Linked DNA regions of Mus musculus: regions 2, 3, 4, 5, 6 and 7 are each linked to region 1. Evidence: chromatin loops called from intact Hi-C (ENCODE). Cell type or tissue: heart. All regions are shown on one strand. Region 1 overlaps Akap12 (A kinase (PRKA) anchor protein (gravin) 12). Region 2 overlaps Mthfd1l (methylenetetrahydrofolate dehydrogenase (NADP+ dependent) 1-like). Region 3 overlaps Mthfd1l (methylenetetrahydrofolate dehydrogenase (NADP+ dependent) 1-like). Region 4 overlaps Mthfd1l (methylenetetrahydrofolate dehydrogenase (NADP+ dependent) 1-like). Region 5 overlaps Mthfd1l (methylenetetrahydrofolate dehydrogenase (NADP+ dependent) 1-like). Region 6 overlaps Gm30033 (a long non-coding RNA gene). Region 7 has its middle 5.5 kb from the start of Gm25369.

Region 1 (4,000 bases):
AAGTACAGAAGAGGATATCAGATCCCCTGGAACTGGAGTTACGGTTGTTATAGTTATGGTTGTAAGCCACCTAAGATAGGTGCTGGAAGGCAGATCTCTCAGTTCGAGGCCAGCCTGGTCTACATAGTGAGTTCCAGGACAACCAGGGCTACACAGCCCTGTCTCAAAAAAACAAAATAAAAATGAAAATAAAATAAAATAAAATAAAATAAAAAAGACAGAGTTATTTTTTGACGGGCAGTGGTGGCACTTGAGAGGCAGAGGCAGGTGGATCTCTGAGTTCGAGGCCAGCCTGGTCTACAAAGTGAGTTCCAGGACAGCCAGGGCTAGACAGAGAAACCCTGTGTGTGTGGGGGGGGGGGAGCAGAGAAAAAAGATGGGTGCTGGATGCAAGAACAACATCCTCTTTTAATGACTCAGCTACCATCCCGCTAGCCCCACATTTGCATCTCTTGTCTGTTTCTTTCTTTCTTTGCTTATTTGAAATGTGGTCCAATAGTTTAGCTGGCCTGAGGGTAGCCTTGAACTCCTGATCTTCCTCTATTACCTAAGTGCTGCTATTACAGGTGTGTGCTGTTATGTGCATCTCTGTATATCTTAAAGAAGTTATATGCTGTACTCAGATTGTTTGTCCTGTTACTGTAATTTTTATTTTTTGGGAGAGACTCATGTAGCCCAGGCTGGCCTCAAAGTCATTATGTAGCTGAGGCTAGCCTTCTGTCCACAGTGATGGAATTACACAAGTACACCATTCCTGGCTGTCTGCTTTCCTTGCTGAGACTGTGTTATTACAAAGTTCTTAAGATGTCCGTAGAAATCTTTCCTTGTTAACTAGCATTTCTGGTTAGCATCTCTAGCTCTCCTTTGCTGTCTTGGGCCTCTGAACATGAACATGAACTGTAAGTAACAGTAGCTATGAGGAGCCCACCCCTGAGTTCCCAAATCACTCTTTCCAGACATTGCCCCAGGATGCTGCTTCTTTGTATTCAACATTAGGGAGTCCCTATTCTTCTCTTAGGCTAGCTCTATCCTTGTATCCCCAGGGGTTGCCACTCTCAACTAAGTATCCTAAGGCCATAATATCTGATTAGCGCCCAGTGGATTTCAGCACAACAAAAGTGGAGCATGACCTTGGCAAATATTTATTGACTAGATCATGCAGATTTAAGAAAACACCCCCTAGCAATCTTCCGCCAAGTGATGGGCATATATTCTGTCATCTTTGTTTTAGGTGGTGATGCCTGGCTCTAAAACGTCTCCTTTCACGCGAGTGGAAAGGAGTAATGTCAAGGGAACGGTGCCTGCCCTTGCAGTGACCCCTCTGTCTGACCTTTCCTTCTGCCTCTGTCCTGATTGATGGTTTTCCATTTTAAGGCCAGCCCCAGAGGAACTTGCTGATGGTCACGGCTATATATACTCCCTGTTCTTCATTACACAGGGAGGTAGTGATTCCAGATAACTGTGTGCTGGGAGGGTCAGCCTCTAGCACAGCATCCATTGTGCTGTCTTTGAGCCTTAGCTGCCTCACTTTGAACCTCATTTGAGGAGTGTATTGTCACCTGTGTTATGAAAGCAAAGATCTTGCCTTACTTAGCCTTTTCTTAAAAGAGTGTTTTGTCTGCTTTGTATCTGGTGAATTTTCCCCTTAGCTATCAAAGTGGCGTCGCTGTTGTTAGAATTTGGGGTCAGAAGGGAAGGTGTTGGTGATGCAGTTATGTAAACCCGAATCCACAGAGGAGTGGGGTGACTGCCATGTGCTGTCTACAACTGAATACTGGGAAGTGGTTCTGTATTCTTAGTTCCCTGGGCCTTCAGGGATCCTGGGACACTGTGGGGGAAGTGTCTAGTTTAATGTGGACCACTGACCCTGCATATAGGGCTTCTTATCCATGATCTACACACAGGGAATAGATGGTGGGAAGAGAGATGTCTGGGTTGTCTGAAACCCCACCTATTGGGAATGCAGAGGGCAAATGTCTGCTCCCAGATCTTAACCAACCAGGATAAGACCCATTGCCTGGCTTGCCGAGACTCAAAGCCAGGTTGGGCGTTGGCTGGGAAGCCTTTCTGGATCTTTGTAATGCTGATATGTGTAACCATTGTCTGATTGCCCAGGAGTTGTCCCTTTTTCGCTCTTTCTGGGCTGGAATGTGGTGCATTGTGCCTCCTGGTGGCAAGAAGCAGCAACCATCGTGGATGTCTGAAATCTTTCTTTCAAAAAAAATTTTTTTAATCCCCTTTTTATGTCGCTTGTCTCTGTCTACTCTTTTTCCCGCACCGATCTCCCCGCTCCAGTTCCCTAAGTAGTCATGAACAAGGCCTTCAAGTCTGACGAGAAGAGCAATAATATAACCTTTTATTTTGGGGTGGGGAGAGGTGGTTCGCTCCAACAGGCCAGTTGGACCTATCCTAACTGAAGATCCAGCTCATTTATTACTTGTGTCTTTGTAGAGAAACAATCTCAAGATTAACAGAAAAGAAATATTGGGCTGCCTGGATTTTTAATGCAGCTGTTTTATTTGCTATACGCTTGTAACAGGAGGAGAGTGTTGGTGAAGTTTCAACCCAATGTTTAGCTCATTTCTACCACGAAAAGTAGAGAGACCCAAAGGTCAGATATTTCTGCTTTTTAGAAAGTTGTCTCGGTTAAATGCTAAAGATAGTTCGCTTTGTGACAACCCTTTGCAAAAGGCCTGGGATCGCAGAGAGTTGTGGGTCTTTACGCTGACCGGAGTGTAGGAAACGGTTGGCAACATACTATGGGCTTTAAAAAGGAAATGCCGCTTTGCACCTCATCCACCTTTAAAAATGGCGTTAAAAATCGGAGAATTTAATATCTGTGCAGTTATTGCCTTTACATAATTTTAAAAGTTTGAGATGCAGGAGTCGGTGCCAGGGATGAAGTCACCGCTTGGATCAAATATTGATGCTCGGGGTCTGGCTCACCCCAGAGACTTAAAACTTTCTCCTGGGTCGCGACAGACCAGGCACAGAGACCAGCCCTGTAAAATGGGGCACGTGACTTCCCCGGGTGGTGCAGCCAAGTCCGGACAGAGGTGTGGGCTGGCTGGCTGTGGGCGGGGCCTACGGCGTGGGCGGGGCCGTCCTATAATTAGCCAGAGAAGCGCTTCTCCAGTGCGCATTGCTGCACCTCCAGGGCTGGAGAGCTTCCTTGATGCTCTGAGGACTGCATTCCTTTTCATCTCACTGGTTAGCCGGGAGTAGACAGAGGAGAAGGAGACTTCCTGCCGTAAGAGGCCGAAAACTGTAACTAAATATGCTGGGGACTATTACCATCACAGGTAAGACTGGTGACTCTTCTTCCTGCTGATGTGACTCTGGAAGAAGAGTCTCAAGAGGTGAGCCGTGTGGCTGGAATTTTATTAGCTTTCAATTATCTCTCCCTACACTTTCACCGGTGTAGGGAGAGATAATTGAATATGGAGAGCATTCCATAGCCCCTCGGAAACCAATGAACCGCACATTTTATTTTTATTTAAACCAAAATCTTCCTGGAAGCGCTCACGGGACAATGCATCTGGTTGGGAGCCTTATCCGGTCCCCTTAGAGAAGTGGGGGCTGTGCTGTTGAGAGAAGCCACAGCAGCTAGCGAGTTGAATCAGCATCAGATTCACTGTGGATAACCTGCCCTAGTCTAATTTTAAAAGTTCCTATGTCTGAGAAATTGTAAGCGTTCAGTGCTTCCTAGAGCTCATTAAATAAGAACGTTGAGTGAAGTCGTGTATCAGGCTAATATTTTAGTTTAGTTCTGTCATACGTGGTTAGTATTAGCCATAATACTAATACATAATACATAGTTACTAAACCTAAGGGAAGAAATGCCATTTAAGTATTAGTAAAAAAAAAAAAAAAAAAAAAAAAAAAGGTAGTGAAAATAATTATTTTTCCCATGCTTGTTTTCTAGGACTCTACTTGTGTGAGTTGTAATGTTATGCCAACTTCTAGAAGTGGGCAGTCTACGCCAGGCGTTCAGAATGCA
Region 2 (4,000 bases), 230 kb before region 1:
CCCACAACTGATATGGCTCTAAAATGTTCTAAATAGTTGTATGTTGAATCATAAGCAATTACATTCTGTCATCTGTCTGTCTACCACGGGAATATTCCTTAAGCATTAGTGTCAAGTATGTGGTTGCAATTAATTAGTAAGGTCTCTGAAGGAACACTATGTGCTGTGTAATTACAGCATCCTTCCCAGACACTGTTCTTTTTGTAAGTTGCTGCACGTGACTTCCTCCCCTTTCACCTTTGGAATTCTGGGTCAGGCACAGACTTTGGTCCTTAAAAATAAAAGAAGCTGAAAAAGTGACCTCATCTTAGTTCCTAGAATGTAATCGCAGATCAAATAGCCATGATTCATGAGCCAGCACAAAGGGCCCTTTGCTTCCCAGCAGACCCCAAGAAGGGCAGAACAATGGCCCTAAGAGCCTCATCAGGAGCCTTGTTCTGGTTACCTTTCTCCTTCCTGGATATCAATAGCCTTGGAAAGTGCTTTCTACAGCATGTCCAGTGCTGTGTCTAAAAATAGCCTTGCTTATACACACACACACACACACACACACACACACAATGCAAGTGCCTCCTCTCTAGGAGAACCTTCAGAGTAAACAAAAAAAACCTCACAACCGCTAAATAATGGCCTTAAGAGCAGAGGTCTTGTCCTCCCTCAGCTTCTAGCTGAACAAACAGCCACGCCCACTAGCCTCACCTGCTGGAGTCTGTGCCCAGACACAATTGCTGCAGAGCTCGTGTAAACAAAGATCCAGTGCACGAAGCCAGCACTCATGGCAAAGAAAGTAATTCCTTTTCATTCCTGCAGGGTTTTGGAAATTTGCCCATTTGCATGGCGAAGACCCACCTCTCTCTCTCTCATGAACCTGACAAAAAGGGAGTGCCGAGGGATTTCACTCTGCCCATCAGTGATGTCCGGGCCAGCATCGGGGCTGGGTTCATTTATCCTTTGGTGGGAACGGTGAGTACCAGACCTCAAAGCTATTCCTAGTTTGTGTTGCTGTCACGTCTTAATCATGCTCTGCCAACTCTACGAATCACACAGCAGGATGGAATTGACAATTTTTGCTGGTTTTCTAAGCACTCTTCCACCAATAACAGGGTGAAAATACACCTCTGCCATCTCGGGCCAGGCCCTTCTATTTTCAGATCATGTGTTCAGGAGCCACAGAGGCATAAAGTGAATTTCCTTCTGGGAGAGAGAAGAGAGTGAGTGGTCTCAAGATCTGTCTGCTGACTCAGCAGCAGTGTGGCCCAGTGACCGACTTCTGCTGCAACTCAGAGTTACGATATTGTATTTCTATGGGCAAGTTGGGGCTGGCTGCTCACAGTAGCCAGGACCCTAACAGCTACCCCAGGGGTGAGGGGGAATCAGTGGCCCACCCTCTGTTTCCTTCTTCAACACATCTTGTGTGTCCCTTTGGGATGACATTACACATACATCTTATTCCCAACATGTTATTGAAAAGTATGAAATAATATAAAATTGTCAAGTGGGGACATTTCACATTTAAACATAAAAGGAAACATTTTAGTGTAGTGGCTTTCAGGAGTCACACTATTATTAAGTAAAGTATTAGAAAAAGCCAGTGGTGTATACCTTTAATCACAGTATTGAGGAGACAGAGGCAGACAGACCCCTGTGTGTCCGAGACTAGTCAGTCTAATCTACATACTGAGTCCGTGCTCTATATAGTGAGACCTTGTCTTATGTGTGTGTGTGTGTGTGTGTGTGTGTGTGTGTGTGAGTGAGAGAGAGACAGAGAGAGACAGAGGGGGGGTGAGAGAGAGAGAGAGAGAGAGAGAGAGAGAGAGACCTTGTGACCCTGAACATAGGGAAGAAGCTGATTGGTAGACAGAATTGAGTCTAGTGTTAGCTCATTTGAAAGGTTGTCGGGACATAGGAAATAAGTCTCTTAGAAACATAGATGAAGCCAGGAAGATGGTCCTGTGGTGAATCTCCCACCCCACCCCACCCCCACCTCCATGGCCAGGCTAAGACCAAAGCTGTCCTGTAAAATCAGCGTGGACTCTTTCCCCCAGCCTGTTCCTGGGCCTGGCTCTCTGACTTATGACCTGTAATAAATGAATGCATGGAACAGTCCTGGAGCAGCAGCAGCTACTCACAGGTTTCCTGGAGTGAGCCATCAGTGACGTTATCTCAACGCAGAAGTTCCCCTGGTGGCTGCTCTCAGGGACAGAGGGAGTGTCCCTGCCTGCCCGAAATCAGGCCTGAGGAATCAGGAAGGAAGTGAGGCCTAAGTAAAGGGGGTCCAGGAAGGCAGGACACTGTCACTTGGAGGCACTCTGTGACAGTACAGGAAGCCATATGCAAGCTGGGCAAATTCCCCCAGGAGGCCAGGATCTCCTAATAAGGGTGGAATTTACTTTCTTTGTCCGCACTCTGGGCCCTCCCACAGACTTGCTGGAATGCATCAAGCATTCATCACTCCTCTGAGAGACATTGTGGTAACTTCCTGGTGGGATGACTAAGGAGAAGGAATGGGGGGTGGGGGGCGGGATGACACTCAGGGAACTGACCCCTGCAGGTGGGAAAATTCTAGCTGGATGAAGCAATGTTATGCTTAGTCATTCCACATTCAATTGCTATCAGGCATCGGAGATACTGAGATACAAGGCTAACCTCCAATCCCCACTCCCTGACGTCCACAATCAGAACTGTTCTCCATTCTTCAATAGAATTCATTCATTCATTCATTCATTCTCTTATTCAGCAAGTCATTAATGGTACCTCCAGCATGCATGGGGAAGAACGCGGTCCCTTACCTCCCGTGTGGGTTTCTGGTACAGAGACTCTGGTAAATAAATGTCCAACATGGACAGAACACTGTGAGCTTTAGAACACAGGGGCAGGTCCCCTCTTGGTGTGTCCTGAAGGCAGGCAGATAGCCCTTCTGTACCTCTGCTGCTGCTTAAGTCTTGAAAACAAAGAATTCCAGCATAAGCCAGTCCACCCGCGAGTGGTAACTGGGGTCAGCTTGACTGGTGTTGGGAAATCACATGGGGAATGCTGGAAAGGCGTCACCTCTTTGTCCTTCTGGGTATTAGCGGCTGGACACCTACCTGAACTTCCTTCCTTGCCTAGCTGTCGCCTGTGTTTTTGGGGCTGAGCTGTCACATCGCATTCTGTTTGGTAATTGCTTTAATTGGTGCTGATTAACACTTTCTAATGGCTAGTGTGGAGGCTTCTCTGGCCCATTTCACCTCCCCACGATTGATTTTTTTATAGAAACCCCTCGGCTCACCATCCCGAAGACTTTCTGGATGTGTGAGGGTAGCCAAGTATTTTTTCTACAGTCACTTTCTTTGTCCCTATGTAAAAATGCATTCCTGGGCTGGCAAGATGGCTCAGTGGATAGAGATGCTTGCTACCAAGTCTAACAACATCCCAAGTTTAATCCCAAGGACCCATATGGTAGGAAGAAAGACCCTGCTCCTAAAAATTGTCCACAGAATGCCACACATGCATGCACACACCCATACACAAAATTAATTATTGTAAAAGAATTTAAGGAACGTATTCCTGGGTGCCCCTGCTTCTTTAGGATGACATTACATATACATATTCTCCCCAACATATTATTGAAAATTACGAAATAATAAAAGATTGTCAACTGGTATAGTGCACACCTCAGTGCCTCTTTTCCTAAGAAATCATTTGCCAAATGCATTTTTTTTTTTTTGAGCAGGGGCAGAAGGAGCAAATACTTTCTTATAATTTTCCCAACCTCAAATTTTATAAACTACTCTATTCCTTGGAGCTGGTGATTTATAATAGCCAATAAACCCAAGAGCCTGTGTAACTTTTCAAAAAATAATCTCATGATGAAAGAGATTCGTGATATATATATCAGGTGTTCTCTGTCCTATCACATTGGTTCAGCCTTTAATTATTTACAAAGCCTCTTTAATCACTTGGCATGAAATATTATTTACTCTGTAAGCCATATATGTGAAGTAATGTTGGAACATAAATT
Region 3 (4,000 bases), 300 kb before region 1:
TTTCAAATGGCTGAGGACGGGCTGTGGTGGGAACTCAGTGAGAAGGTTCTTGATGGGCAGATGCAAGGCTAAATACCACAGAGCAACCCAGCCTTCGTGCAACTGTGTAGGGAGAATTCTCTCTCCCCTCCTCTTGCTGTTTTTAAGGCAAGATTACTCCTTGTCTCTGTGAGTTCTCTTCCCCCAAGCTTGGCTTTCTTCCTCTACTTTTTAAAAGAGAATATTTTAAAATAATATTTTATATTATTCCTTATTTACTTGTTACATTCAGGATCTCAATGGGGTTGGGGGTAATGGGGAGGAAAGAATTGGGGATAAAGCATACGTTTTTTCTTTTTTAAGATTTATTTATTTATTATATGTAAGTACACTGTAGCTATCCTCAAATACTCCAGAAGAGGGCATCAGATTTCGTTACGGATGGTTGTGAGCCACCATGTGGTTGCTGGGATTTGAACTCGGGACCTTCGGAAGAGCAGTTGGCGCTCTTAACCACTGAGCCATCTCGCCAGCCCCTTCTTTATTTTTTTAATCGTATGTTTTGCCTGCATGTATGTGTATGCACCATATATGTACAGTGCCCACAAACAGCAGAAGAGGACGTCAGATCTCCCGGGACTGGAGTTAAAGGTGGTTGTGAGCTACCATATGGGTGCTGAGAACTGAGCCTGGGTCCTCTGCAAGAGCAGTAAGTGCTCTTAACTGCTGTGCAACCCCTCAGCCCTCTTCCTAATTTTTGTTTTTTTTGGGTTTGGTTTTCGGTTTTTTGGGAGGGTGGACATGAGTGTGTCTGAGTGTGTGTGTGCACACGGAGGCTAACATCCAGTGTCTTTCTGAACCCACAGTCAGACCGGATGGCCAGAAAGCCCAAAGGTTCCTTCTACTCTTCTTCCCTGGTGCAGGGGCATTGCTGGGTTTGATGGAGCACTAGGGATCAAACCCCGCCTCTCATGGTATGTGGGAAAGTTCATCAACCGAGCCATCTCCCCAGTCTCTCTTGTTTTGAGGCAAACTCTCCAGGTAGAGCTCTGGCTGGTTTGGAGCTTTTTATGTAGTGGAAACCATCCTTGGGTTTGCCTTAATCCTCTAAGATGTCTTGCCACCGTGCCTGGCTGTCTTCTCTACCCGTTCCCCAGTAGCTCTGAGCTCTCTAGGTCGCATTTACAGCATAAGCTTTTTCTCCAGGGCTGGCAAGTGTCTCTAGCGGGGTCCTGGGTGCGGATCACTCTGGCAGTCACACTGCAGGGTGGCTCAGTGCCCTCTCCAGACTTCCCTGCCTCCCTCTCAGCAGGGACATCCCTTCCTTTCCTGCACTCTCATTAGGTCACTTCAATGGAACAGTGGGCAAAGGACTGACCGTGGAATTTGACCTAGAGAATGGCCACCACCCTGCTTAGCTATGTGGCCTCGAACAGGTGTTGGTGCTCCGTGTTCTGGAGTCCGTGGAGTTGATGGTGTCCGTACTTTACAGAGGTGTGACAGTCACACCTATGGGACGCAGAAAGGATGAGATGACATATATTTAGACCTGGCCCCCATTCTCCCATCTTCTTTTAGAATATATTTAACCAAGGCCTGAATCAGCACGTTCTCATGCTTCCGTTTCCATTCCTTAATTTAGTAGGTTCCTAATGCAGAGATAGTGGCTTCCTGCTTCCTCAGTCAGCAGCCTTGGTGCTCCCACCCGGGCAGTAAAATCACCATTAAGCAATTTGTCTTTCAGGACTAGTTTGGTGCCCAGTTTCTGTCTTCTGTCCACCAGAGGGCCTGTTTCATCCTCTCACCAGCCTTTTGGCCAGGCTAGTCTTCCTCCCAGGTTTAGCCACCATCCCTCACTTCCTGAGTTTTTTCCCCAATACCCCATTCAGTCAAGCCAGTAAGAACTGAGTGTCTCCCTGCAGCAGATCTTACAGCCAATAGACAAAGACCAAGCTTCTTTACACAAACCGCTTCCTAGGTTTTCCCAGCATAGCCCGGGTGGCATAGCCCGGGTGGCGTAGCCCTGATCCCGAGCACCCAAGACCAGCAGTGTTTCAAACTCCAGACATTTGGTGGTTTGGGCAGATAGCGCAGTAAGGACAGCCAAGTCTAAACACAAAGTTCATTTATTATATTTACGTCTTCCACACATAGCCTGAAGGATATGCTATAGATTTTAAAAAATAAATAAATAACTTTGTACATGGAGCTGTTTCAGGATATAGGGTTTTTCCACTAGCAGTATTATGTTAACACCCAAAAGGGGTTGGAGTTTGGATGCTGGGCCTGTAGTAATACTAGTCTCCCTCCAGGGAGGCTCCACTGAGAGAAATGTGAACGCAGGCAAACTCAGAAGTGCCTCCCTGTGACTCTTCGAAGGTAGCAGCTGTGTTATGTTGTCTCTCTGTGGTTTTGTCTCCTTCTAAGAGTGAGTTAAAATTCCCTTGAGCACTCTTGCAAGGATCTATTTTATTTTTTTAAAACAAATAATGTAAAGAATTTTGTCAAAGTGAAACATTTCACAACACTAATAACTGCTAATCATAGTTTTTGGTACATCTGATTTTTCTGTTTAGCTCTGTTACCATCTGTGTGTGTGAATTTTATTTCCTGCCCAATTCAATTACATCCTAAGGACATTCTACTTTGTTAGCTCTTTCTTAGGTTGGTTTTTTCTTTTTCATTTATTTTTTATTTCTCGTGGAGCTAAAGATTAAACCACAACCTTTGGCATGCAAAACATGTACCTCACCCTCAAGCTATATCCCCAACATTTACAGTGGTCATTTTAAGTGACTCTAGAATATTCCTTTGCAGGGGAGCCATGATTTGTATATACCACAAGTCTAAAATAGACCAACAAACAGTATTTTAAACAGCTAACATGAGTGTTTTCAGCATTTTGCCAGGCATTATTTTTTTTTTTCTACATTTTTTTTTTCTTTTAACCAGAAAGATCTGTTGTTAAAACACCATTGTTTGCAAAATGTGTAGTCAGCCTTCCCAGGCCTCTCTGAGCTCGTGTTACTCTGTAAATTGGCTTAAGGGGCCTTTTTGGTAAAATGAAAAATTAGGCAATGGAAATTAGTGTAGGTTTAACCATACTGAAAGAGAAACTTTCAGACCAGCTGGCATCCTCGCACCTCGGCCCCGGCCTCAGAAATCACCGCATAGTGCCTCTTCAGGGAGGGCCGGTGTGCGATCGGTTTCTCCATGAGAAGACAGGAAAGGACTGGAATGTTCTGCGGTTACAAATCAATTTTAATGAAAGTGACAGCTTTAAGAGTTATCCCAGAAAAATACAGACTTACATTACTGTTTGCAATGTTAAAGGGAAGCAAACTTTATTGCTTAGGACAAGCCACCTGGGCCAGAGGAATTCGGGCTGAAATTTGATAAGTAGTTTTGTTCCGATTAACGGGTTAGTATAATAATGAAGACTCCTCATGGATGAAGGTACAGGTAGCGTTTTCTGACTTTGAATAAGAACTAGTATAGCCTAGGCAATGATCGTGAAGGTTAAGACACTGGATTATTCCGGAAACATGTCACTGGCCTGGGGCGGGGCGGGGGGGGGGGGGGGAGGGGGTATCTCCAGACATGTATTATCCCCTAAAGGACAAGAAATAGGCTTTAAAATATTGAACACCCCAAAGCTCCAGTCTTTTAGGGAGCCCAACACCCCAGAAACCTCTTCCCCACATGTCCATCTCTCCATCACAGGCCAAGGCCACCAGTCCTGTTCACTGCCAGTCCCTGGTGTCTGCTTCCCACCACGAGCCCAGTGCCACTCTGACATCAGGATGCCGTAGCTTCTGTGGAAGCCAAATACTGGGCCTGCCGTGGTCCTGCACCTGTGCCTGGGCTCTGGCTCCTGGCTGGGATTGGTTAAAGGCTCAGGTGAACTCTGGGTGTTTCTGTGAACCCCACCAACACCATGGGCTAAAGAAACGACTTAGGACAAGTTACAAGTAAAGGAGACCACCCCAAGCCCCACTGCCTGCCTTCCTCCCGTGCAGGC
Region 4 (4,000 bases), 340 kb before region 1:
AACACCCACTTAAAAATGTGTTTTCTCCTCAAGGACGGTTTATGAAGTTGATCATAAAAGTTCTATTACTTCATCCTAAATTAAACTGAGAACAAGATGTGTTCTTCTAATCAGAAACTGCATTAATAAGGAAAGAGTGGTATAGAAAAGATTTTCTTTCCTTTTTTCTTAATGTATATAGTTTAACTCTTTTCTTTGTTCCGTTTAAGCTATGCTCATAGGTATCAGTCTGTTTTGGACTAGTATTAAAGATGGAAATAAAACAATTCGAACTAAAAAAAAAAAAAGATCACTAAGAGAAACTTCCCAACTGCTATTCTTGATACTCATGAGTAACCGTTTTAGAGTATAAAACTGGAGCAAAAAGGTTGCCAACCATCAACCCTTAACCTGATGGTGATTGTCATCTTAGCCAAGCTCTTTACCAGGCTGAGTCCCACATCTAAACCTTTGGGGTAGCAGTTGACTGCCTTCAATGAGAAAGGGATGAAGAAGGAACTTGGCCAGGCACTGTGACCATGACTGTAACTCCAGTACTCAGGAGGCTGAGTCAGGGAGACTGGTTCAAAGTTAGCTTTGGCTGCATATATAAGCTTGGAGGTATTGTTTATTTATACATTTTAATTGAGACTTTAACATTACTAGAACATATATATTCAGAAAGGAAACGTGGCTTGTTTTTTTTGTTTGTTTGTTTTTGCTTGAGTGTATGTCTGTGCACTCCATGCACATGGTGCCTTCAGAGGCCAGAAGAGGGCGCTGTGTCCTATTGGACTGGAGTTACCGAGGGTTGTGAATCTCCATGTGGGTCCTGGGACTCTTGAACCCAGGACCTTTAGAAAAGCAGCCAGCAATCCTAATTACTGAACCATCCTTCCAACGCCAAGCATTTGGGTTCTGTTCTGTTTTGTTTTGTTTAAGAAGTATTTATGTATTTTATGTATATGAGTGTACTGTAGCATCTTCAAACACACCAGAAGAGGGCATAGGATCCCACTACAGATGGTTGTGAGCCACCATGTGGTTGCTGGGAATTGAATTCAGGACCTCTGGAAGTACAGTCAGTGTGTTTAACCACTGAGCCATCTCTCCAGCCCTGCATTTGTTTCTTTATCTTAAGAAATTGCTTTAAAATCAGGTATGGCCCCCTTGGCCTGTTTTCTTAATCTGGACATTCGATTTGTGTTATCCTCATGTAGTGAGTGACTCCATCAAATACAGTAGGGACAGCAGAGTCTTGATTGGAAGTTCTAGCTCTCTGTCAGTTACCGGGATCAGTGGCGCCTGCCGGTATTCAGTGGGAAATGCCACAGCAAGCTCTTGGAGTTATAGACGGCACCATCCTGAGTGGTACAGTGAACCCCTGAACCTCCCGTGCTTTCACTCTTGCATCCCACCCGAGGTGAATTATCTCTGTCTGGCATAGCTTCACACTGTGAGCCTACCCACCTGTTTGTCACTCAGAGGCTCTGTTGGGTCCGATCTAGTGTGGCAATGTGATAGCTAACCATTGCTTTAATTGATAAGAACCCCAAGACATGAGAGTGGTCAAGCTGGTAATTTGGATCTAGCAGAGAAGCCCAAAGAGAAACTCTAAATGGCTTCCTTTGTGTGAAAAAGTGCAGTTATACGTGTGCCTGTATACCGCGGTCTACATACCATGGTCTGATACCCATGGTCTAGATGTAATTAGTATAATCTGGCTTCCAGAACCGGTCAGGGGTCTTGGAATATACTCTTGTCCCAGAATAATGAGTGCTGCTACATGCAGAATGATAACTAAAAATACATATTACTTGTTCTAAGGGATAGGGAGTAAGGGGCAGGTTAGAGAGCCCTACACGGAGGGCAGGGGTCTTGCTGCTTTTAAGAATGCGCTCTTTGACACACGTGGAAGAAACCTGTGTATGTTTTCAGTAGTCGCCACACGGGGGCAGCCTACTCAAGCAAATTCAAGAACAACTGACTTGCCTCGCCCTGCCTCTCCCTCTCTCATAGACTCAAACCTTGTGCTTGCTTAGCTTGGCTATGACTGAGTTACAGCCCCTATTTTGCACGCTAAGACCTAGAGTTTCTGGTTTGGAAGCAGTCGTGGAAGAGGAAAATAAGCCTTGCCCAGTGTTGGACAGCTGCGGCAGGCAGAGAAGATGCCTTCGATGTTTTCACAGCTGGCCGGAGACTTTGGCTGGTTGTATCCGTATTTTTTGAAAAACAAAGACATTTTTTAAAAGTCCTTTTTTATTATGAAAGTAAATCACCTAGAGGCTTCTGTGGAGTGAAGCTCAACCCGACTCTGAGAGGATTCCAAAGCAGTGGTTTTTCTGGAGAATATGGAGACGGTGAACGTTCCGTTTTCTGCATATCTCAGAAGCTTCTGTTCAGTAATTGCTATGCATTTTCCTCCTTATTCCTTCACGTGACGGCAGAATCGTGGAGAATCAGAAACACTTGATTTTAGCCCAGAGGCCGCATGTGTGTTGATGTGTATGAGTGCGTGTGTGTGCGCGCGCGCGCGTGTGTACGCATGCGTGTGTGTGTGTGTGTGTGTGTGTGTGTGTGTGCCTGTGTGTGCGTGCGTGTGTGTGTGTGTGTGTGTGTGTGTGTGTGTGTGTGTGTGTATGGGTGGGTGTGTGTACAGACAAGAGTACAACCTTAGGTGTTATCCTCACAAGCCATCTGCCCTATGAGACAGTGTCCATCACTGACCTGGAATTCACCAGATAATCTGTTCTGGCTGATCATTGAGCTCCTGGGGAGTCTGTCCGTCTCCACCTCCTCCATGTGGGATACAAGCACGCATGCACCACCTTACCAGGCTCAAGTACTCAAACTTATGAGCCTATGGGAGCCCTTCTCATTCACATCACCACAGAGGCCTTCAATAGAGCTAAGCAGAAGCCAGCACCAAGCTCTTGAACCTGAAAAACTAGAAACCAACTCAACCAATCTCCAGTCTCGGGTGTTTCGTTACAGTAACAGTAAATGAACTGGAGAATGAAACTGAAAGGTAATGCCCTGCATCCGCTCCACGCTTTCAGGTGCATTGAGCATTGCACAGATATCAGAGCAAGGGGGGGGGGGTCAGCTGAAGGCTGTCCACGCTGCTTGTGTGCTAATGAGTGTAGACCCAGGTCTTGGCCATATGCATTTTAGTCAGGCCAAGGGGCTCCCTTCACCCCAGCCCCGCCTTTTCTCACTTTTCTCCACACAAGTGTATCTTCCCAGGTCCCTTGGCAGCAGAGGGACAGATCAGACAGACAAGGCATGTGTGTTTACATGTGTGTTGCATGTGTGTAATCCTATTGTTGGGAATTTGACTGGTCCCCTCTTCCCCACTGAGGGTCTCACCTTGGTCCCCAACGCCATCCAGAGCAAGAGATGCTTCTGCCTGGGTGCTTATGTGCAAGCGGACCCCGGTGCTTGGAAGAGAGAAATTGTTGGGCACTGCAGACTCTGCTCCCTTGAGAGTCACACTGAAGTCGGGGACAGAGAACAGCTGGAAGTTGCAATTGGAGTCACCTCCAGCTGGGTTGAGTCCACTGGATCCCAGCTGCATACGGAAGAAATGGTGTAGACGTCAGAGATGGGTTTGAATTTCATTTTTCTCTGGGAGTCTCATTTCTCTTCATTTCACAGAGACACTTAAAAACAACAACAGTATTTATAGAAAAAAGAAAACATGAGTCTTTCACATTTGAAGACTCAAACTCTTATGTCTGAGATTTTGAACCCAAACTACATTATTACATAGCTTAAATTTAGCGCACAGTATGCCTAATAAAGGGGCTTTAAAGTGAGCAGAAATTTCTAAATGTATTGTGGAGTGGGTGGATGTGTGTGTGTGTGTGTGTGTGTGTGTGTGTGTGTGTAAGGATAGGGATAGATAGAGCTGGGAACTCCCAGCCTCAAGTGGACTGGGTCACTGAATTTTACTAACTGATCTTTTCACATGTAGGGCAACACTGTAAACAAATATAATCAGTATGCTGCTTGCTTTTAG
Region 5 (4,000 bases), 250 kb before region 1:
ACATAGTATGACCCTGTCTAGGGGGAAGGGGGAGAATTGAAGTATAGAAATCATTTCGAGAAGAAAAGGCCACATCAATATTCCCTCACGGATGGAATAGTGGCTGGTGACAGCCCCACCCAAAAGGACCATAAGCGGTTAATGGTTGCTTCAGAGGAGGTAGTCTTATTCCTAGGTGGTATAGCACTGCTAAGTCACCATTGCTTGTGCAAGCAATCATAATGAAATGAAGTGGGCCCCAAGACAAATAATAAAAATGGTAACAAGACAGGAGGGAGGGAGGCTTGCTGGGAAGGGGTTTGGTGGGAAGGGAAAAGGGGGAGGTAGATAGATAATAGGGAGGAGCAGAATGTGGACTTTGAAAACAGAAGGCAGGCAGAGCCATGCTGCTTGCTCATGGGGCACTTTAGAGCAGATAAGTGCAATTATGGGCTTGCTTTCATCACTAAATGAGGACGTCTCCTACAGGCGATTGCACAGGCACGCCACAGAGGTGTAGAGGCTCAGGACTTGTCAAGTGAGGAAAAAAAGTGAAAGTTTTTCCAAAATTCCGAGACGTACACAATTATTGAGAAGCGTTGTGTCATGGGTCACAAAACATGCAGGAAAGTCAGAGCCACTCCTGTCCAGGCAACAGAGGAGCCCGGATCTACAACTGGGTTCCTCGTCCGATCTCCAGAAGGTGCCTGAGGCTTAGGAGCCAGAAAAAGACTAAGAATGTCATCCTAAAATTCCTCACAGTTCCAGGCTTTTTATGAACCTGTATCTGACAGGACTTCTCTAGAAAAAGGTAATATTAATAAAGATGGTGTGTACTTTGAAATCTGAGAGTTGTCACCCTGTTTCTTCATTGTATATAATGAGCCAGAGATAACATAGGGAAACTTGGCAAATACAAACTCCCTCCTTCAGGGGTGGTGTAGAGAGCACATGGCATGCCTCTGTCGCATTTTTGTGGCCGTCCTGGTCATTCCTTCTCTATGATCTTTACACCAGGACTCTTAAGTGCTCTTGGGGATTGTCATGGCCAAGACAGCTGCCTGCACTTCAACCTCCTTCTGCACCCAGAGTTCCAAGTCCCTCCTAGCCGGGACCCAATGCCCCCGGCCCCTTTTCTGAGCTGCTTGTAGGTTTCTGACATTTGAATCAAGCCATCCTGCAGGATCATGCCTGTGCTTACTCAGTGAGCCCATCCGTCAGCATTTCCTGTTTCCATTCATGCTGTAAGTGAAAGAGCTGTAACAAAGAGATTGCCAAGACAAATCATGGCTGAGGCTTACACAAATAATTTTTATCACAAGCCTCTTTTAAATAGGCAGCCTTCCGAAACCTGCATTCCACGCTTTTCAGGAAAGCCAAGTCATGCTAAGCAAACTCGATTCATGATTTAAGGCTATGTCTATTAAATTCAATATGAGATTGATCTTTGGCTTGGCTCTTGAACCTTCTACTAGGGATAGCAAGTAAGATAAGGGAATAAATTGCTTCTTTTAGGTCACCGTGGAGGTTTTAACTTGTTGGTCATTCTCAGGAAGTCGTGAGGAAGTGAAACCTACAGGAAGAGCAACTTGTCCTTTCTCACAAGGGTGGGCTTCTTATCAAGGCCCATGGGGTGGGGCTAACCCTGCAGTCGTCAATCTCCAAGTTAGTCACTGTTGGTGCCTTAGCAAAGCGCTTCTTGCTTTACTTTAGTAAAGGCTGATCACCCATCAGCTCACCTTCTCCCTTGGCAGCCTGCAGCCTGGAGACAAATGACCTTAGAATGGTCACGTGCTCAGAAAACAGAGCGGCTTTCAAAGCCTGGGAATCTGGCTCTTCCGTTTCCTGCACAGCGTTTTGGCAGCTAGCCTTCCCAGCCGCCGCCCACTTCCTTCCCCTAGCTGAAGCTCTCTTTTCTCCACTCTTGTTTATTTCCAGTTTGTGTCTTAAAGAACGGAATTGATCTTAATTTCTCTATTTAGACACTCGAGGCGATGATCTCATTCATTGTCAGATGCGAGTGGCGTTTACACCATTGCATCTAGGATTAAAATTGTCAAAACAGTTTTGTAAGGAAGAAAGAGGGTAGGTAAGACAGACATGGTTTTCTTCCTATTTTTAATGTCTGTCCTGTTGAGTTGTGACCTTTGCATCGGCTGTTGAATCGCACGCTATTCGTTTATGCACTTTTATGTCAGGGACTGTGTTAGGTGTTAGAGACAGACAAGTAAGGCTGTCCTCTCCTCTAAGGAAGAGCTAGCAGACTGGGCTCATGTGGATGCAAAACTTGGGAATGGGGGCGGGGAAAAACAACAGCAGAGGTGGAAGATGCCCACGAGGACAAGAAGGGAAATTCCCCTGCCTGAGATTCAGGCAACCTCCTAGGATGTAAGCCCTTGGACTGGGGTTTAGATGCTGTGTCTAAGAAGCAGGGAAGGAAAGAAAGGAATTTTCTGGGTGGGAAAGAACAGCAGAGATGATAGTAATATAGTAGGGTTGTTTTAGGAAACTTGGTAGCTAGATGCTACTACAGAATGAGGGGTGTGTGTGTGTGTGTGTGTGTGTGTGTGTGTGTGTGTGTTCCTGCATATGTGCATCTTTGTATACATTTGGGATGTGAATGTGTGCAGAGGTCAGAGGACAACCACAGGTGTCAGTCCTCAAAGTGTCACCCACCTCACCCTTCCCCTTTTTGAAGACACTGTCATATAGGTCTGAAACTGAACAATGAAGGCTACACTGGCTGCCTATCCAGCCCCAGAGATCGACCTGCCTCTGCCTTCCCAGTCTGGGATTATAAACATAAGCTACCATGCCTGGCTTTTTAGAACATGGGCTCTGGGAATCGAACTCACATTCCTATGTTTATGCAAACATTGTACCAAACTGAGTACCTTCCCTGCCCCTGAAGTGTGGGGGGAGACAGAGCAGGGATGGTTTACATGAGCAAAGCTTTAAGGCTTCATGGTAAAGATGATCAGAACTTTTTCTCCTTAAGATGACAGCAAACTTATGAATGGAGGAGAGTGAGGGGACCATGCTGAGAGTTAAGACAGCAGCTGATACTAAGCAGAGGAGTGGTTATAAAAGAAATCCTGTTTCTCTGAGTAGGTATCTGAGGACTTGGTATTTGTGTTACTTACTTTTCCTGCTGCTGTGATAAACTACTGAGAAAAGCAACATCAAAACAAATAGTTCTTCTGGCTCCCAGTTTGAGGCTGTAGTCCACACGGTATGGTGGGCAAGGCTGGTAGCAGGAGTGGGTGGCATTGCATCCACAGTCAAGAAGCGGGGAAAGAGAAATCTTCTTCTTAGCCCAATCTCTCTTTCTCTCTGTAGTCCTCACATCTGCAGCATCCTAGAATCGCCTTTGCATCTTAAGCTTTATCTTCACAGCCTCCTCACAGTAGCCTCTCAGGACCTCCTTGCAGGGGAGTAGAAATCACTTCTAACTTTGCCCACAATAGATGGAGTCATGAGAATGGTCCCATCTGCCGTGAAAAGGAGGGGTATTCTTCCAATTGTTCTGCTATAAATCTTTGCAAAGAAAAATTCGTTAAAAAAAAAAAATTCAGGGAGAGCGAAGCTATGAAACCTATCCTTTTCTATAGTAAGTTAAAACATTAATTTCAAACCATAAAATTGACTTGTCAAATGCGTATCAGTGGTCATAAAAGATGTTTTATGTCTATTGCCCGTATCCTTACCCCTGGAAATTTATTCTGAGAATATACTTTGAAAGAGATTAAAGCTCATATGTAGCACAAATTCAGTGTGTCTTTCTACATGCTGGTGACGGCCCAATTGTTCAGTAACAGGGGGACTGTTTTACAGATTTTGTCACCCTAATTAAATTATATACTCTGTTTTTGTAATCACAAATTCTAAAAGGTTGTAGTACAGAAATAAAATTATACTTTTAAGATAAAGGAGACTATAGAATTATGTGTATTCTATAAAAATAGGTGTATGGAATGCTAAAAGAAAAAGCAAGAATTAAGTGTATATATAGTTTAAAATA
Region 6 (4,000 bases), 800 kb before region 1:
ATGAGAGTGTGTGTATATAGATACATATATACACATAAATCTGTGTCTGTGTGTGCATATGTATATGGAAGAGTGTGTATGTGTCTGTTTGTGTGAGTGTATGAGAGTGTGTGTGCATATACACAAACCTGTGTGTATGTATATGAAAGAGTGTGTTATGTGTATATAATATAAATCTTTTTTTGTGTGTGTGTGTATGCAAATCTGTGTGTCTGGGTTGTGAGTATATGTGTATGAAAGAGTGTGTGTGCACGTAACTGTGAATGTGTGTGTGTGAGAAAACCTGAGATTGGCATCTGGTTCCTTACTCAGCCTCTTGCCACCAGGTATTAGTAATCTCTTGATGGTTCTAGCGTTACAGATCAGTGCTATTGTCCCAAGCTTTGTTGTATGGGTCCTGGGAATCCATGCTTCCGCAGCGGACACTTTACTGAGCCACTGCCCCAGCCCTGAGTTGAACTTTTACTTCCCTCTTAATTCCCAATAGCAAGAAGAGTAATGCTCTGCCCTCTCCCTTGTGTATGTGTGTGTGTGTGTCTGTGTGTGTGTGTTTGTGTGTGTCCTATTCCTCTCCCCTGTCCTTCTTCTACCTCTGCCCCCCCCCCAAAAAAAAAAACAGTGTCTCACTGTGTAGACAAGGCTGGACTGGAACTCTCAGAGATCCACCTGTCTCAGCCTCCCAAGTACCAGTACTAAAGTCTTACACCACCATGCCTGATCATGAGCAATTTCTTTAAAAGCTAAATTAGACTAAGTGTCGTAGGATTTAAAGTCCTCCAGCCCAGTTAGAATAAAATCCATCTCCTTTACAGGGCTTGCAAGCTTCTTTAGGGAAGGCCCCAGCTCCAATAGGGCTTGCACTTAGACTCACTCTGGCTGCTTTGCAAAGGCCACTAGTGTGGGTTGTAGCTTTCTTTGATACTCCTCTCATTTAGTTCTCGGTCTCACCATCTTGTCCTTAGAGTGGTGTTCCCGAGCACCCTAGCCAAGTCCCACCAATGCTTCTTGGTCTCCCCTAAGCTGCACCTAGAACAATTGTCCTTCAGGGTCCTGGGGGTGAGGGACGTTCCAGGAAATTCCCTCTTGGCTACTAAGAGTTAAGATTGCTCAAGCCCCTTATGCAAGTGGTACACTCTTTTTACACACAGCCCACACACCTCTGTGTATGCTTTAAAACCTCTAGATTGCTTAGAATCCCCAATTCAATGCAAATCCTATATAAACAATTACCCTGATAATTGTGTTATACAAGGGAAAGCCTGTACAAATTCACAATGGGTGATATTTTCCCCAGATATCTTAGATCTGGTTGGTTGAAGGTGGAGATGCAGAAGGCTTGGCAGGGGAGGGTCGACTGCACTTGCAGACCCTGAAAAGCATGCATTGCTTTGCTCCCCTTTTTGTGGTTACCCTGTGGGTGTTAGCTCCACAGGAAGAGGGCTGTTCTAGCCCCTGAGGTAAGGGTTAGAACACAGGTCTTGGTCAGGGCCAGCTGTTGGTGTCAGGAGAGACAGAAGCAAGACTGGGCAGGGGAATGCCGTTCCAACAGTTCATTCAGCCCACCCTTAAGGGATGGCTGAGGATTGGATGCCCCTCAAGACTGTCTAGATCTGAGCCTAAGGTTGTTTGGTAATTCAGTGGGCTGCCTCAGGAGAGTTGAGTAGTATGGTCCCACCATGTCACCCCTTCCCCATTTGGCCTTCTACTAAAACCCAGCAGGCTGAGTTGTGGTAGTACTGCCCTTGTTACTACCCGACCCCGTAAGATTTGCCACATCCTCTTTCTAAATTTAAGGTCTTCATTAAATCCCCATATTCAATATCACCTTGTTCTAATCCTATGCCACCTCCTTGACAGATTTTAGCCAGGTAAAAGCCATTCTAACAACGCGAACTGGCACCCAAGAACTCAAGTAGTTCCACATGTGGCCAGTAGATGGCAGTATTTCTCCAGTAAAAAGCTGAGGTTTATGTGGAGTTCTTTATTTAATATTAAATAGTGATTGTTTTGAATGAAACCGTGATTATGTCAATGCTTCCGATGCATTTATTTTCACAGGCGGCCTGCGCTGGGCAGTCAGGCCATCTCTGACTATGATTGCTCCAGTAGGAACGACAGGACATGCTCAGCCTCTTGCTTTATAGGCAGACAGTATCAGTCCTGGCTCACCACTAATGTGGACCTGGGTTGTTTCAAGAGGTGCAGTGGGGAAAGGGTATTAAAAATGAGCCTCGCTTGGGAGAAGTGTGCCTTGCAATTGGGACAAACTTTTGTTATTGTTGTTGTTCTACACAATGAGAACTGACACAGGGGTGGGAAGGGTTTCTTTTATTTTTTTATGTTTTTATACTATAATTATATAATATAAATGGTATATTTGAATGATATGTTTTAGTTTTTTGAATTTCTAGAACAGCACCATTTTTATGAAATATTCCTCTTCTGACTTATTCTGCTACTTTGATATTTTTTTAAGAGTGTCTTTTCCAGGTGTTCTGACCCCACTTCTCCCTGCTCCTTCAGGACCCGTTTGCATGGATGACATCATTGTCTGTTACTTCTGGGGTTCACAATGCAGCCTGCTGGTCAGGGTGTTAACAAGAGCGTTCCAGCCCAACTACCACTCAAGGGTTCCCCTTGACCCAAGGGAACTCACTTATGCAGGCAAGCATGGGCTGCTCAGTAACTGTCTCCATGGCAATAAAGTCACTTGTTGACGGACATATCCACTAGCAGAAACTAGATGGAACTCTCCTTGGAAAAACTTGATACAGGCTTCTTGGCCAAGCTCTGTCATCAGCTGGTTTAGCCCAGTTTGGACAAGAATACTGTTGAGTCAGTTTTGATAAAAAAAAATTCTCCAGTCTCAATACCTAATCAGATTGCTCATACCCTGTTCTTAATGCCTTATCACCCTGGCCCATTTTCTACTGACAGCCTGTTATGCAGGACAAAGGAGAACCACCCCCCTTGCCGTTTCCATAGTTACCTTCCATCCACTGACCCCCAGCATCCCCCCCTTGGTATCTAATCCCTACCTGTCTTTGCTCTATTTGATGCTGAAGCCAATCTTTTTTATCTACATTGCTTGGAGCTGTGTTTTGAATGAAGTTTTCTTTGTCCTCTTTAATAAACGTGAAAATGAGTTCTTCCTTGAGATTATACAATACTAATAGGATTGAAGAGCAATCAACATTTGGGAACCCTGTTTGATTATTTTGTAAAGCTGAGCATTTTGTCCAAAATACAGAAAGTCCTTCCCTAAGACATCCCTCCAAGAGACACTGGAGTATGAGGTCTGGAGTTTCTACTCTGGGAACTTCAGGATGATGCTATCTGAACCATCCTGTCCAGTGTAAGCATGCTGTTCTGTGATGAAGGCACTCAAGGATGCTGCTCATCTCTCAAGGTTTGATTTCTTCTCCACCATGAGGACAGTAAGTGTGTCTACCTCAGGGCACTCCATGTCCCTTTCTCTTGGAACTCAGACCCAACTCAGAAGTTACAGAGTTGAAACCAAAACATTGGTTTTATTATTGATGAAAGTCAATTCTAGAAAGCACTTAGACATGTGGCTCCTCTGTTTTTGTTACATCAAGGTCTCCTCCTGCTCCTGTCACCACTGCTCCAGGCACTCCCCACCCCCTTCTGCTCTGATGGGCTTCCTTACCACTTGAGCAAACAAACAGCACATGGATGCTGCCAAGCCTGGAGACCATACAGGAACCCTCCTTTGCTATGCTGTGATATGCTGTGAGCATGCATGGGTGGGAGATGAGGCTCAGAAGCCAGTGGTAGGGGTGGAAGAAAGATAGGCATGTTATGTAATTTTCCACCATGAAGCCAGGCTCACCAGGGAAAATGCACAGGACAAGCATCTGCCACCTGGTAGTATCAGTAACTGTTGCTACAACTCAGCAAGCACAGCTGTTGTCTCCTTTGCCATCTTGCCTGAGGCTAAGCTCTTTCATAGAAAAGCATCTGTTTCAAAAGGAGAATT
Region 7 (4,000 bases), 170 kb before region 1:
GCACAGGTATCTGATTCCACAGATACCCAGAGACTGCATACCAGGAGCAGTCTGCACAGAGAGCTCAGGGCCTACAAACACTAACAGGAAGCAGGAAGCAAGCGATGTCCATGGACAGCTATTTCCTTAGTGCCTCCTAATAACATTACTGATAAATAACATTACTGAACGATAACCTGCCAACCATTCAGACATTTTACACATACTATTTACAGAAGTAAATACAAGGTTCATATTTTTTCCCATTTTATAGTTCAGGAAATTGAGTCTTGCACAATAAGGGGACCTTACCTCACAAGGGGCCCAAGACCTTACAAGTGACACTTCTGGGTCTCAGCATGGTCTCTCTGACCCTAGAGCCATGCTCAACCCCACTGAGCACTTACTGCAGCCTGGATCCAGGTTGGGATAAACGTGTTCAGAGAGATGAAATTTCGTTAAGGTGCTTGGACCAAGACCCACCCAGCAGCTTCCAGGAGGAGTTGGAAACTGAGAGGGAAAAGCCACCTCTCCACAGATGATTTGAAGTTGGCCTTAACTACAGAAGCCAGGTATGCTGACATAGACATGTAATCCCAGCACTGAGGCAGGAGAATTGCTGTGTATTCGAAACCTGGGTGCTGCCAGGGTTACATAATAAACAAAGGAGTGGGGGGAAATTTAAAAATCACCATAGCGTGAACAGCAGTACAACCCCTTACAAGGCCTCCGGTCAGTGCATGCCCAAGGAACCAAGCTACAACTGCCAGATTGTCTCTGCCATGCCCAGGCTCCATGCCAGGCACTAAAACAGAAAAACTTTTAAGGACTAATCACTCTTGCTCTCTTCTCTTCTCCTCTTTCCTGCTCTTGCTGCTTACCCTCTTCAATCTCTCTCCCCATTCCCCTCCCCCTTCTCTCTCCATGTGCTCATGACTGGCCTCTCCTCCCCCCCCCCTCTCTCTCTGCCTTTCTCTGTCTCTACTCCTTCAATCCCCACCCCCATGCCCATGCCTTAAATAAACTCTATTCTATACTGAAAAATAACAAACTTTTAAGGTTAATAATCACTGGTTATAATCAATTTGATTCAGCCTAATTAAACTGAAATTTTAATAGGGTTTCACAGTCAATTAGTGTGTGTGTGTGTGTGTGTGTGTGTGTGTGTGTGTGTGTTTGTGTGTGTTATTGTGTTATAAAACTAAAAATACAGGGTCAGTGACCTGGCTCATCAAGGTACTTGGGAAGGTTTTAATATCAACTTGCTGCAAGTTAGAAACTCTTGAGTAGGAAACCTCACCCGAAAAATTGTCCCAATTGCCTTGATTGACCCACCCCAGTTCTGTGCAGCACCTTCTGGCAGCATCTGTGATAAACTCCCTTTTAATCTCTCCAGTTGCCTGCTTGGCCCTGCCTCCTACCGCCATGTTTGATTTGCCCCGTGGCAGCTGCTGCCGCTTTCCCAGGTAACAGAATCAGAATTCCCAAGCTTTCCTTGTGGGAATAGGGACCACCGGCTCTCCAGGAACTTTCTGGGGTTTCCCATGACAGCCTGGGACACCTGTCTTGTGAACTGCATAACTGTGGGTTCTATTTCTGCAGAGAACCTGCCCAAACACTGACGACCCGAGTTCATTCATAGTCAGAGAAAACAATCAGGTTTTGCAAGCTGCCCTTTGACCTTACTTCTGCGCTGTGCCATAAACATGCCCCCCCCCACCATAAGTTCATTAATTTTTCAATATTAAAGAAATAGTAAAGGACAGTGACTGCAAGCATCTTATCTCAGCATTTAAGAAGTAGAAGCAGGAAGATCAGGAGTTCAAGGCAGCCTCAGCTACCTATGGAAACCATGCCTCAAAATAACAGGGGAAGAAAAGATTGAAAATACATGGCCAAGAATATAATTGACAGCCGAGTTGATGGTACAAGTATGTAATCCCACCATTCAAGAGGAAGATGTGGGAAGATTTGAGATCAGTCTAAGCAAACAAAACCAAAAATCTAACCAAATAGCAGGGTGGTGCACACCTGTAACTGCAACACTTCTGAAGTTAAAGGCAAGATGGTCAGAACCTTATAGAGATCTCTGACGACATAGTGAGTTTAAGGCTAAACTCAAAACACCAGAATAAGCCAGGTGCTGGGCACGCACCTTTAATCCCAGAACTCAGGAAGCAGAGAAGCGGGTGGATCTCTTTCAATTTAAAGCTCCAGCCTGGTCTACAGAGCAAGTTTCAGGACAGCCAAGGCTACACAGGAAAACCCTGTTTAGAAAAAAAACAAAAATAACAAACAAACCAACAACAACAAGGGAAAAATACAAACATCAAAATAAAAAGAAACAAACCAGGGGCTTTGTGTACCCACTGAGCTCCGTCCCCAAGTCCTGTTCCAATGTTAAATTCCTTTCTCACTTAGCAGACGTGACCAAGCTAGCGGTAGTTCGGCTAGGAATGATCTCCTTGGGGAGAACAGTGCCAGATCAACTGGCAAGGCTAGACTTGGACTCAAACCCAGTTCCTTGCTTCCTGTCTTTACACTCGAGCAGATGTTTATCCTGAGAAGGACGTGGCTTCCACACCGCCCAGTGATATGAATGCTTTGTAGGATTGGCAGGGACTACAGAGATAAGTGTCCATAGGAAGCTATTGCTTATTTTCTAATTAGGGACGGGTGGGGTTGGGTATGTGCACTGGAGTTACAGATGGTTGAGCCTCCTAACGTGGGTGCTGGGAACCAGACTAAGGTCCTCTGCAAGAGTAGTACATCCGCTTAACCAGTGAGCCATCTCTCCAGCCTCAAACTATTATTGCAATCAGAACAAAATTGCATTATTTCAAATGAGAGACTGGGTTTTAGAAATCACTTTTAAAAGAGAGAGAGAGGGCGAGCCAGGCAGTGTGATGCGCATATGCCTTTAATTCCAGCACTTTGGAAGCAGAGGCAAGTAGATCTCTCTGAGTTTGAGGCCAACCAGGTCTACACAGTGAGTTCCAGGATAGCCAGAGCTACACAGAGAAACCCTGTGTCTAAAAGGAAAAAAAATCTCTATAAAAATAAAAAATGACTAAGAACAGCTAACAGTTCCAATGACAGATGGGAGGAAGAAGGCCTCCATAAGAAGAACACCGCACTAGATCTCACTCCGTAGCCCTGGCTAGCCCAGAACTCATTATGTAGACCAGGCTGACCTTGCAATCCCAGACAACCACTTGCCTCTGCTTCCAAAGTACAGACTTGGGAGTTTGTAACTTCCTCTTCCAGCATCAAAAACTTTAGAATTTTAATTATCCAAGCTTTTTGCTTTTTGATTCTTCAGAGACAAATTTGTCTCTCTGTGCTTAGCAGCATTATTGCCAGGGTTTGATTAACCATGTTTCTGGTGTGTGTGTGTGTGTGTGTGTGTGTGTGTGTGTGTGTGTGTTTGTTGAGACAGGGTTTCTCTGTGTAGCTCTGGCTGTCCTGGAACTCACTCTGTAGACCAGGCTGGCCTCGAACTCAGAAATCCGCCTGCCTCTGCCTCCCAAATGCTGAGATTAAAGGCGTGCGCCACCACCGCCCGGGATAGCTATGGTTCTATTTATGGGGTTCTAACTCAAGCTAATGAAGCCGCCTTGAGTAAGTCACCTTTGTGAGTAAGCCTCCTTTATAAAACGAGGAATGCCTGCCATGCTGCCAGTAGCAGTGAGATTCTTGATTCAACTGCAACTGCCATTTACTGGGTGTCTGCCTCATGCCAGGGTTTCTCTTACATGTAGTATCAGCAGGCTGTCCCTCACAAAGGGCCTATGACTGGGATATAGACAGCCTCCTCTGAGATACAGGGAGCCAGACCCAGAGAACTTTGTCGACTTTCCCATGAGCAGCTATCAGGTGGATGAGGCGGGCTCCGGGCTGGGGGACTCCAACCCATAATCTTAGCTGTTCCTTGGTTGGTCAATAGGAAGAATACCAGAATCAAACTAGCCTACAGCTTTTTCTGAGCCAGATCTGCAGCATAGACTTCCTTATTTTGCTC

The links. Hi-C counts contacts between places; a loop is a spot of excess contacts. Peaks named below come from ENCODE experiments on the same cell type or tissue, not always from the same donor. Only the 100,000 strongest peaks of a DNase experiment are listed, where the experiment ranks them.
Region 2: it touches region 1 in a loop (2.7-fold over the local background); 7 of 42 quality-filtered maps call a loop at or near these places.
Region 3: it touches region 1 in a loop (2.7-fold over the local background); 21 of 42 quality-filtered maps call a loop at or near these places.
Region 4: a loop joins it to region 1, with 7 times the contacts of the local background. A loop is called at or near these places in 28 of 42 quality-filtered maps.
Region 5: a loop joins it to region 1, with 5 times the contacts of the local background. A loop is called at or near these places in 14 of 42 quality-filtered maps.
Region 6: a loop joins it to region 1, with 3 times the contacts of the local background. A loop is called at or near these places in 16 of 42 quality-filtered maps.
Region 7: it touches region 1 in a loop (2.5-fold over the local background); 9 of 42 quality-filtered maps call a loop at or near these places.

Annotation. Positions count from the first base shown.
Region 1 is chr10:4,331,408-4,335,407 of GRCm38, forward strand. All of the region lies in intron 2 of Akap12 (A kinase (PRKA) anchor protein (gravin) 12), which reads left to right. Among named protein-coding and RNA genes, the nearest start is that of Gm40592, 23 kb to the left of the region's middle. In heart, a CTCF peak has its summit at 2,174 (motif pointing left); DNase peaks (open chromatin) are centred at 2,014 and 3,074; H3K4me3 peaks cover 1,782 bases; H3K27ac peaks cover 2,380 bases.
Region 2 is chr10:4,105,567-4,109,566 of GRCm38, forward strand. Mthfd1l (methylenetetrahydrofolate dehydrogenase (NADP+ dependent) 1-like) reads left to right here. Exons shown (of 28, transcript NM_172308.4): 26 at 811-963. Among named protein-coding and RNA genes, the nearest start is that of Gm25515, 3.3 kb to the left of the region's middle. In heart, CTCF peaks have their summits at 808 and 2,208; DNase peaks (open chromatin) are centred at 785 and 2,255; H3K4me3 peaks cover 231 bases; H3K27ac peaks cover 3,511 bases.
Region 3 is chr10:4,035,534-4,039,533 of GRCm38, forward strand. The region is part of intron 16 of Mthfd1l (methylenetetrahydrofolate dehydrogenase (NADP+ dependent) 1-like); the gene reads left to right. Among named protein-coding and RNA genes, the nearest start is that of Gm40591, 52 kb to the right of the region's middle. In heart, a CTCF peak has its summit at 1,750; a DNase peak (open chromatin) is centred at 1,748.
Region 4 is chr10:3,994,709-3,998,708 of GRCm38, forward strand. All of the region lies in intron 7 of Mthfd1l (methylenetetrahydrofolate dehydrogenase (NADP+ dependent) 1-like), which reads left to right. It also overlaps the pseudogene Gm16074. Among named protein-coding and RNA genes, the nearest start is that of Mthfd1l, 24 kb to the left of the region's middle. In heart, CTCF peaks have their summits at 755 (motif pointing right) and 1,930 (motif pointing right); a DNase peak (open chromatin) is centred at 2,023.
Region 5 is chr10:4,078,240-4,082,239 of GRCm38, forward strand. The region is part of intron 20 of Mthfd1l (methylenetetrahydrofolate dehydrogenase (NADP+ dependent) 1-like); the gene reads left to right. It overlaps Gm40591 (a long non-coding RNA gene), which reads right to left. Exons shown (of 5, transcript XR_003948987.1): 4 at 3,123-3,516. Among named protein-coding and RNA genes, the nearest start is that of Gm40591, 9.1 kb to the right of the region's middle. In heart, no CTCF peak of the experiment used is centred here; DNase peaks (open chromatin) are centred at 1,122 and 1,822; H3K27ac peaks cover 2,958 bases.
Region 6 is chr10:3,532,617-3,536,616 of GRCm38, forward strand. All of the region lies in intron 2 of Gm30033 (a long non-coding RNA gene), which reads left to right. Among named protein-coding and RNA genes, the nearest start is that of Iyd, 5.7 kb to the right of the region's middle. In heart, a CTCF peak has its summit at 1,916 (motif pointing right); no DNase peak of the experiment used is centred here; H3K4me3 peaks cover 219 bases; H3K27me3 peaks cover 1,098 bases.
Region 7 is chr10:4,162,372-4,166,371 of GRCm38, forward strand. It overlaps a transcript of Mthfd1l not described here. Among named protein-coding and RNA genes, the nearest start is that of Gm25369, 5.5 kb to the right of the region's middle. In heart, no CTCF peak of the experiment used is centred here; a DNase peak (open chromatin) is centred at 2,500; H3K27ac peaks cover 1,080 bases.